Regions from separate parts of the Homo sapiens genome. Here regions 2 and 3 are each linked to region 1. The links are chromatin contacts, found by Hi-C or POLR2A ChIA-PET in ENCODE. All regions are on one chromosome and are shown on one strand. The core of a region is the stretch at or near the end of the contact, and the rest is flanking DNA. Distances in the headings are between cores, read along the strand shown. Region 1 holds the start of TUBB6 (tubulin beta 6 class V). Region 2 overlaps CEP76 (centrosomal protein 76). Region 3 overlaps GNAL (G protein subunit alpha L).

Region 1 (2,991 bases), core at 31-2,530:
TGGCCTCCTCATCTGCTCCCTGGGCGTGTGGCTGTGTAAAGAGGTGTGGGGACCCACAAGAAGGCCGAGGAGCAGCACTGGGGTGGAGAGAGCAGTGGGGAGGCGGGGACCCAAGGGTTAAAAAAAAAAATTCCTCAATTTGGAAACATTTGCAAAACTCCAGAAGAAAAACTTTTAAAAGTTCTCCACTCCCTTCCAAACGTACAAACATGCACACACACAATTAGGAATTTCCCAAAGTTTTCATCTGTCTAAAAAGAAAGTGCCAGTGCAAATTACAGAACATCGTCGCTTCCTCATGTGCGGCGTTTCTACGGGCCTGGGAGGGGACGCAGAGGCTACCCCGGTGGTCCCAGCCTGCAGCGTTCACGTGAGGAAACTTCCGCAAAAGCCCTGATGCATGCACATTCTGACTGCAGAGGCCAGAGCATCCCGCATTTTGGAGGCTGAAAGGCTCCCCTAGGATAACCTTTTCCGTTAACAGAGGAGTCCGCTGAAGCGCAGAGCTAACTGAAAACAGCTAGAATTAAAATCCAAGTCACCCGGCCGGCATCAGCAGTCATTCCTTTCCACCACACAAAACTGGCCAGGAAGACGGACTCTGGCGCGCCCTCCCAGGCCGAAGCGCATTTCTTCGCTAACGCGCGAGGAGTAGGCTGCATAGACCCGGCGCAGGAGGTGTTCATTTTCGGATCCAGCCCTGTAGTCACTTTAGCTAAACCCGGTTCCAAAGGGGTGGGAGTCGTCGGAGAGGAATGGCCTCTGTATCTCCGGAGACGGAAACACCAGGACGAAGAGGCCCTAAGAACGTGTGCCCGGGGTGCGACCGGGGGGTGGGGGGCAGGGGGCAGAGACCCTGAAAAGCTCCACCGCCGAACCCCAGGGCAGTGTCCCGGCTTGGCTGGACTGGGCGCGGGCGGCTGCAATGCTCCCGGGCGCGGCGCTGGGACCCCGCGGGCCACGTCGGCTCCGCTGCCCCGACGCCAGGGCCCGACTCGCGTCTCCCTCTGGCGGGGCACCACAAGGGGCAGCGAAACGGTGGTGGGGGCGGGCGCCGCGCTCCTTCCCGTCTCCTCCCCGCCAGCTCCGGGCCCGTCCTTTTCCGCCCGGCTCCCGGCAAGGGTCCCCCGACTGGCGCCCGCGCGTCCTCCCTCGGCTGCTGCAGGCCGGGCCGCGGCGTCGAGCGGGGGCGGCGGGGCGGGGCCCGCAGCCATTGGCGAGCGGCGGGGCGGGGGCGGGGGCGCGGAGGGTCGGCCCCGGGACGCGCGCAGCCGGCCCGCAGTTGCCGCTGTCGTCCGCAGAGCCAGTTCCTAGCGCAGAGCCGCGCCCGCCATGAGGGAGATCGTGCACATCCAGGCGGGCCAGTGCGGGAACCAGATCGGCACCAAGGTGGGCCTGGCGCGGTGCAGGGCCTCTCCGCGGGTCGGCTGCTGGCGGGCCCCGGGTCTCCCGGCGCGACCCCCGCCGGGGCGCGCACCCGCTGTGCGCCCCTGGGTCCTCGGAGCCCGGTGCGGACCCGCGAGGGCCGCAGGGAGGGAGCGCCCGGGGCGTGGCCGGCCGGGGACCTTCTACTCTTCGCTCCCCACCCCCATCCCAACTGGGAGCGGCTGCCGGCGGCTCAGGCGCGCCTGGAATTCGGCCGCCGGGGCGCCTGGGGTGGGCGCGGGTGGCGGCGTCCCGGGCTCTGGGTTCTGAGCGTCTGTCCCCCCGCCTTGCCCTGCCCAAGTTTTGGGAAGTGATCAGCGATGAGCACGGCATCGACCCGGCCGGAGGCTACGTGGGAGACTCGGCGCTGCAGCTGGAGAGAATCAACGTCTACTACAATGAGTCATCGTGTGAGTAGCAAGGCCGCCGCGCCCTGCCCGGCCGGGACCCGCGTGGACGCTCCGGCGCCGCCTCTTAGCGCGGCGAGTTTGCTTCGGGAAAAGTTCTCTCGGGGTGTAGCAGGATGCCCGGCCACTCCCTTCGCTCCTCCGGGGCGGGAAATCCGCCGTCAGTTTATTCAAACAGCTCGATTCAGCCTATCCTGAGGGTCTGAGCGCTTGAACGGGACCACCCGTTAGCGTTGTGAAATCAACGTAGCGGTTCCTGCCCAGCCTTCTCTGTCTAGCCGGGCGCGGTGGCTCAAGCCTCTAATCCCAGCGCTTTGGGAGGCCGAGACTGGAGGATCATTTGGGGCCAGGAGTTCAGGACCAGCCTGGGCAGCATAGGAGACCACCCCCCGCCCCCCTCCCGCCCCGATCTCTACAACAATTTTAAAATTAGCCGGGCTTGGTGGCCCACCCCTGTAGTACCAGTTAACTGAGGGCTTGAGCTCAGGAGGTCGAGGCTGCAGTGAGCTGTGATCGCGCCACTGCACTCCAGCCTGGGTGACAGAGCGAGACCCTGTTAGAATAAATTAGAGCGTTTCTCAAGGATCCTTGGGAAAAACAAAGCTTCCCCCCCCCCCCCCCCAGTTTAAAACGTATCTCTTATTGGGGATTCTTGGCTAAAAATTTGAGAAACGCTCTCTTAAGTGACTTTTCTGGTCCCTTGCAGACCTCTAAAAAGACTTTAACCTCCCTGGAAGCTGAAACTCCAGGCAGTTCTCAGCAACGAGTGGAGTTTTATTCATTTACGCAGCAATGACAAAAGGCTGGGAACATCAGGGCATGGAAGATGAAATTTCTAGAGGACACTAAGGATAGTTCCAGTATACACTGCACTTCATGTTAATCCCTCACCCAGCTTGGGTACATCCATTTTCGATCTTGGCGAGTGCACTGCAGGACAGGAGTTGAAGAGCAGGTCCTATCTGGAATCATATTAACCGTGTCCTCACCGGGAACAAGTTCTAGCCCAATTGGCATGAAATTTCCACACAAGAACACTCTGACTCAAAATGAGAGTGACTCTGGGGAAACAGCCAGTGGCGTGCTCCGGGTAACAAGGTTCTCAGACTGCACATGGGCACATGTATGTGTATGCATGGGGGAGGTGTCACAAAGCAGA
Region 2 (2,986 bases), core at 92-2,591, 370 kb after region 1:
CTATCACACACACCAAAAAACAGTTAAATACATAAATGAAAAGAAGTATGAAACTACAACTATTTCAGTGTGAATTACCTTCCTGTGTTCTGACACCAGGAGCCTCAGCTGCATTTCAATTTCATTACTTGTTACTGACGCGTCAATTGTGGATGCACACAGAGGTGGAAAGGGAGGAAGGGATGTTGTAGCTCCAGGAGCACACACAGATTTAATTGCTTCCTCACTCATGGGTTTCCATTTGGATTCATCGTTCAAATCAAATACACAGGTTTCTACTGCATCAGAGGGTTGACAATTTCCCAGGAACATCTGATGGTTGAAAACACAACCAATTGTTCGATATGGGTACAGTGGTTTGGGCTGTTCAGCAACTGGAGGTTCATCAGGATTGGTAGGTTTATGGATGTACCTAAAAAAATTAAATAATTTTATATATGAGAACTTAAAAATTAAAAAGGCAGCATCTTACTGAGAAAATTATTCTAACACTTAAGGCCATAACTACTTCTCAGAACTACAGTTTAATACTTGTTTTTCTTTTTTATATTTCCACAATTTGATTACTCTGTATTAATTGTATGGTACGTCTTTACAATATTGAAACCAACTCTGTTAACAACAGAATACATTCTATGTATACTGTTAAGATCAAAGGCCGGATGCGGTAGTCCCAGCACTTTGGGAGGCCGAGGCAGGGGGATCACCTGAGGTCAAGAGTTCGAGACTAACCTGACCAACATGGTGAAACCCCGTCTCTGCTAAAAATACAAAAATTAGCTGGGCATGGGAGCACGTGCCTGTAGTCCCAGCTACTCGGGAGGCTAAGCCAGGAGAATTGCTTGAACCCGGGAGGCGGAGGCTGCAGTGAGCCGTCCAGCCTGAGCAACAAGGGCGAAACTCCATCTCCAAGAAAAAAAAATAAAAATAAAAAAAGTTTGCCTCAGATAACATAATTAAAATAATTTGGTTATGCATTTTTAGGCACAACTAACCAAAACATTATTAGGCATGATTATCAACCAGGGAGAAAGAGGACTCGGGAATGAAAAGAGGGCCCAGGGCTGGGCCTCTAGAACACACACATTTAAAGACAAGATGAAGGAAAAACTAAGAACAGCCAGAGAGGAATAATAAATATTGAAAGACAATGATAAAAAAGAAGCTAAGGAAAGAGAATGTTCCATGAAGAAAGAAGTGAGACAGCCAGGTGGAAAGGGGTCCCCAGAGAAACTCCAACCAGCCTGTGCACTGGGAGGAGTGCACACTGGGGAGAAGCCACAGAAGTTCGAGCAATTTGCAGTGGGGAGGAGCTTGGCCCCTCCTCTTCCTGAGTGGAAGCTGGAATTCAATCTGCGAGGCAGGAAGCACACTAGCAGGCAGGAAGCACACTAGCAGGCACGAAGCACACTAGCAGGCACTCTGGCTTTGTGGAGCGTCCGTTTCCCAGTGTTTTTCCTTTTTGTTCAATAAATTCCATTTTTCTCCCCCTTCAAATTGCCTGCGAGCCTAATTTTTCGTGGCCATGTGACAAGGACTCAGCTCTTAGCTGAACTAAGGAAGAAGTCCTACAACAGAAGTACTCAGCTGTTTCAAAATCTAATGACAGGCTAAAGTACTTTAAAAAATGTGTCCAGTGGATTTGCCAACGTGGAGATGGTAACCACATCAAATTTTAAAAAGAAATCATCATTTACAACTTGAACTTATTTTCAGACTTAGGTATGATCATCAGAAAAAAACATATGCCAGCCAGGTGTGGTGGCTCATGCCTATAATCTCAGCACTTTGGAAGGCCGTGGCAGGTAGACTGCTTGAGCCCAGGAGTTCAAGACCAGCCTAGACAACACAGCAAAAGCTCATCCCTACAAAAAAATTAGCTAGGCATGGCTGTGCACACCTGCAGTCCCAGCTACGCAAGAGGCTGAGGTAGGAGGACCACCAGAACCCAGGAGGGGGAGGCTGCAGTGGGCTGTGACTGTGCCACTGCACTCCAGCCTGAGCAACAGAATGAGACACTGCAAAAAAAAAAAAAGAGAAAACTGAAAAAAAAATATGCTAATCATACAAAACTAGTAAACATAATTTACTGTTTACCAACATCATGTTGGTAAAGAATATTTGAGGTAAAAGTTTTCTTAGAGTTCATTTACTTGGCTGCCATAATTGAAGTACTTTTTTACATAATCACTGAAAAGGCTCTAACTAAAATCATCAACACGTACCTTCAAGTACCATCAATATGGACAAAAAACCCTTATAATTTAAAATACTTATAACTTAAGCCGGACACAGTGGCTCACGCCTGTAATCCCAGCACTTTGGGAGGCTGAGGTAGGTGGATCACCTAAGGTCAGGAGTTCGAGACCAGCCTGGCTAACATGGTGAAAACTTGTCTCTACTAAAAATACAAAAATCAGCCAGGTGCGGTGGCACATGCCTGTAATCCCAGCTACTTGGGAGGCTGAGACAGGAGAATCGGCTTGAACCTGGGAGGTGGAGGTTGCAGTGAGCTGAGATTGTGCCAGTGCACTCCAGCCTGGGCGACAGAGCGAGACTCCATCTCAAAAAAAAAAAAAAAAAAAAACTTATAACTTCATTTTAATATCCTTATAAACTTAGTAAACTAACCTGTGTCCTGTTAAACTCTCCCAAAAAGTGATGGCCCCATCAGTTCCACAAGTCATAACCCATGCATGAGGTACTCCTTTTGCCTTGGTCCCAACACAAACAAAGGCTTCTAATCCATATCCAAGAAGAAGGCTGCACAGAAGGTTAGCGTGATCTTCACAGTCACCCTGGAAGATAAATTAAAATGAAGTATTCATTCTTCCATATTATTTCCTCATTACATACTTAAATACTAAATTATAATAAAAATTTATTGGCTGGGCACAGTGGCTCACGCCTGTAATCCCAACACTTTGGGAGGCCAAGGCGGGTGGATCACATGACGTCAGGAGTTCAAGACCAGCCTGGCCAACAT
Region 3 (2,932 bases), core at 219-2,718, 420 kb before region 1:
CCCTATTGCTGGTTTATTACACTGTACAGACCACAAAATGTAATATTCTTTTGTATAACTACTAAAGAAAAATCCTTGTAGATCTTTGTGCCTTCACCATGGCTATCTATACCTGTACATGAAATGTGTTTGTATTGTGCTGAAGAGCTTAATGTCAACATTACCTGCTGCTTACTCTGAAAAAAGGAATGAATGGTAGCTGTAGAATTTAGGATATTTTATCAGGTTGGCACTTTATAAAATACTCCCTGATTTAAAAAATTGTAAGTTATACACGTTAATCATCCACATTCTATCGACAATGTACCAACATCACAAGCTGTTGCAACCACCTGCTGTTACTTCTCTGAGCTGTAAAAACCTGAACTCAATTCAGGGGTACAAATTGCAATCTAATCTTTTCAGGGAACCAGGGATTTTTTTCTCTCTCTCTAGACAATATGTTTCCTCATTAGTCTGCTAATGAAACACTTCTTCAAGTTCCCCAAGTGGGAACAGGTCCATCATTCCCTTAGTCAAAACTTTGGACACAGGCTACGTCATACAAGTAAGCAAACAGTAAGAGAAAAACAAAATGTGGCCAGGCGCGGTGGCTCACGCCTGTAATCCCAGCACTTTGGGAGGCCGAGGCAGGCGGATCACGAGGCCAGGAGATCAAGACCATCCTGGCTAACATGGCGAAACCCTGTCTCTACCAAAAATACAAAAATTAGCCAGGCGTGGTGGCGGGCACCTGTAATCTCAGCTACTCGAGAGGCTGAGGCAGGAGAATCTCTTGAACCTGGGAGGTGGAGATTGCAGTGAGCCGAGGTCGTGCCATCGCACTCCAGCCTGGACATCAAAGTGAGACTCAGGCCAAAAAAAAAAAAAAAAAAAACCTTGACGTGTCAATGTTTGTGTCTGGCCTAGGAGAATGAGGATGACAGCTTCACTTGCCTTTTGAAGAAGAAACATTACAAAACCTTAATCTGAAGTATAAAGTCAAAAGATACGGCTCTTTCTCACACTTGCAAGACTTACAAATACAGCCTCAAACATTATGACACACCAACAATATCTAGAAAGTAAGAACTGGTGTAGCAATGATGCTTCATATTCTAGCTGTAGCCACAGAGTTGAGGGTAGTTTTTGTAGGTCTAAAATAATAATCTATAAAGATGTCCAAAGTTAAATTTTCAACAATACAAATCTAGAGAAGTGACAGCCTACATTACTTCATTATTACTCTTCTTTTAGTCTTTAGTCTTTAATATTTTAAAGTTTACTCTATAAATCAGCATTTTGTAATCCTTTATAAACTCATCCAGATTTAAATGCTACTTTTTCATGAAGAAAGGATAACTTTATAGACAGTCAGTGCAACACACACATTTTATCTCATCACCGTCTTACTGCCTCCCCATCCACTGTCTCATAAAGCCCTCAGCTGAACTAAGATAAATAATACAATGGAAATTATTTTCAGTTCCCCTTGCACTGTCAAAGTAAAACAAGAAAACTGAAAAGCTGCACCCCCAGCAAGAAAGGGAAGTATGCTGTTGTATGCATCATTACTCAACAATTACCCTCTAACTAAACATCCTGTTTAAGAGTTTAATTCAAACAACAGCCAGACTGTTAAGAAAAAAAACAAAAAGAATAACTTTTATCTGGCTTACAATTATTAAAGCATTTATTTTCAGGTACCAAAAGCCATATCCCATTCCACTTTTTAAGTTTCTTTTGATCACTGACAGGCATTAACAGATGTAGCAACGTGGTCTCCTATAGAGAAAATTACACTTATCTAAAAATCTGATTCCATTAATTGATCAAGTATAAAAATCTACGAAAACAATATGTTCTGCACATCACATCTGTACTTTTTTTTTTTTAAATATATTTTTTGAGACGGAGTCTCACTCTGTTGCCCAGGCTGGAGTGCAGTGGCATGATCTTGGCTCACTGCAACCTCCGCCTCCCGGGCTCAAGGGATTCTCCTGCCTCAGCCTCAGCTGGTATTATAGGCACTTGCTACCATGCTTGGCTAATTTTTGTATTTCTAGCGGAGACGAGGTTTCACCATGTTGGCCAGGCTGGTCTTGAACTCCTGACCTCAAGTGATCCACCCGCCTCAGCCTCCCAAAGTGCTGGGATTACAGGTGTGAGCCACTGTGCCCGGCCACATCTGTACTTTTAAGGGTACAGCTTTACAGTACATAGGAATTTGAGAACCACTTCACAGGAAGAGGGAAACAGCCCAATATTTATTTATGTATACACATAATCCCAAGTGTGTGCTGGGGCCACCAGGCCCTTCCTGGGGGAACAAGGACTGTCGTGCATGTGAGTGACGACATTAATAGCATTTACATACTGTACAGATGCAACCTTTGATGATACATATATTTGATAAAAATGAGAAAACAGATTTGTTGTAGAGTACCTGTCCACTTTTATAGCATGAGAACAGTACAATCAACTATTTATTTTGCAGTTACTCATTTCAGTGATTGAGAATTTCTGTGCTGTGCAGAGAGACGGCCTGTAATTGGTCTCATCATCCACTTGATTCTAACATGATCTCTGCCCAAAGTTCCATTTCTTGGGCTTTGATATTTATAATGGCGCCTGCTCTTCATCTTGTCTTACGCTTTCCGAGCAAGTTCAAACCAGAAAGAAAAGGTGAGGCTAGAAGCCCAAAGTGAGTGAGTGTGAGGACCACAAGGAAGCCCACCACTCCACAGTAGATGATCAAAACCACATCCTCACGTGGGAGGTAGCACTTGGAGAGGGTGTAGTCTGTGGGCGTGATGCTACCCTGGAAAGGAGAAGGGAAAGTTATGCTGAGAGCACCAGGCACACGTTGAACACCGCAGTCTTAGAAACAGCAGAGGGAAGACTGCCTTCTCAGGTCCCCCTCAGGTGAGGCAGGGAACGGGCCCTCCTCACC

What was found. Hi-C counts contacts between places; a loop is a spot of excess contacts on that map. ChIA-PET counts read pairs that join two places held with the same protein, here RNA polymerase II (POLR2A). Pooled maps may share reads with other maps.
Region 2: a map of heart left ventricle shows a loop between it and region 1 (10-fold over the local background). The contact joins the enhancer-like site here to the promoter of TUBB6 in region 1. A Hi-C loop is called at or near these places in 1 of 168 maps with a recorded cell type or tissue (heart left ventricle) and 3 of 50 pooled maps. POLR2A ChIA-PET finds 5 or more read pairs at or near these places in 4 of 52 experiments (H1, HEK293, activated T-cell and 1 more).
Region 3: a loop to region 1 is called in a pooled map, with 3 times the contacts of the local background. The contact joins the enhancer-like site here to the promoter of TUBB6 in region 1. A Hi-C loop is called at or near these places in 1 of 50 pooled maps. POLR2A ChIA-PET finds 5 or more read pairs at or near these places in 2 of 52 experiments (K562 and PC-3).

Annotation. Positions count from the first base shown.
Region 1 is chr18:12,306,961-12,309,951 of GRCh38, forward strand. TUBB6 (tubulin beta 6 class V) reads left to right here and starts at 1,281. Exons shown (of 4, transcript NM_032525.3): 1 at 1,281-1,389; 2 at 1,727-1,835. The coding sequence starts at 1,333. RefSeq lists silencers at 767-1,256, 1,347-1,446, 1,467-1,816.
Region 2 is chr18:12,678,031-12,681,016 of GRCh38, forward strand. CEP76 (centrosomal protein 76) reads right to left here. Exons shown (of 12, transcript NM_024899.4): 9 at 2,632-2,798; 10 at 79-412. It also overlaps a transcript of PSMG2 not described here. Among named protein-coding and RNA genes, the nearest start is that of SPIRE1, 21 kb to the left of the region's middle. Within about 2 kb of position 1,342, at least 19 of the 41 ENCODE cell types and tissues checked have a DNase peak (open chromatin) inside an H3K27ac peak, as active enhancers do; they include heart left ventricle, where a contact is called at or near this core.
Region 3 is chr18:11,881,828-11,884,759 of GRCh38, forward strand. It overlaps GNAL (G protein subunit alpha L), which reads left to right. Exons shown (of 12, transcript NM_182978.4): 12 at 1-2,932. It overlaps MPPE1 (metallophosphoesterase 1), which reads right to left. Exons shown (of 11, transcript NM_023075.6): 11 at 795-2,800. The coding sequence ends at 2,618. Among named protein-coding and RNA genes, the nearest start is that of MPPE1, 25 kb to the right of the region's middle. Within about 2 kb of position 1,469, at least 3 of the 41 ENCODE cell types and tissues checked have a DNase peak (open chromatin) inside an H3K27ac peak, as active enhancers do.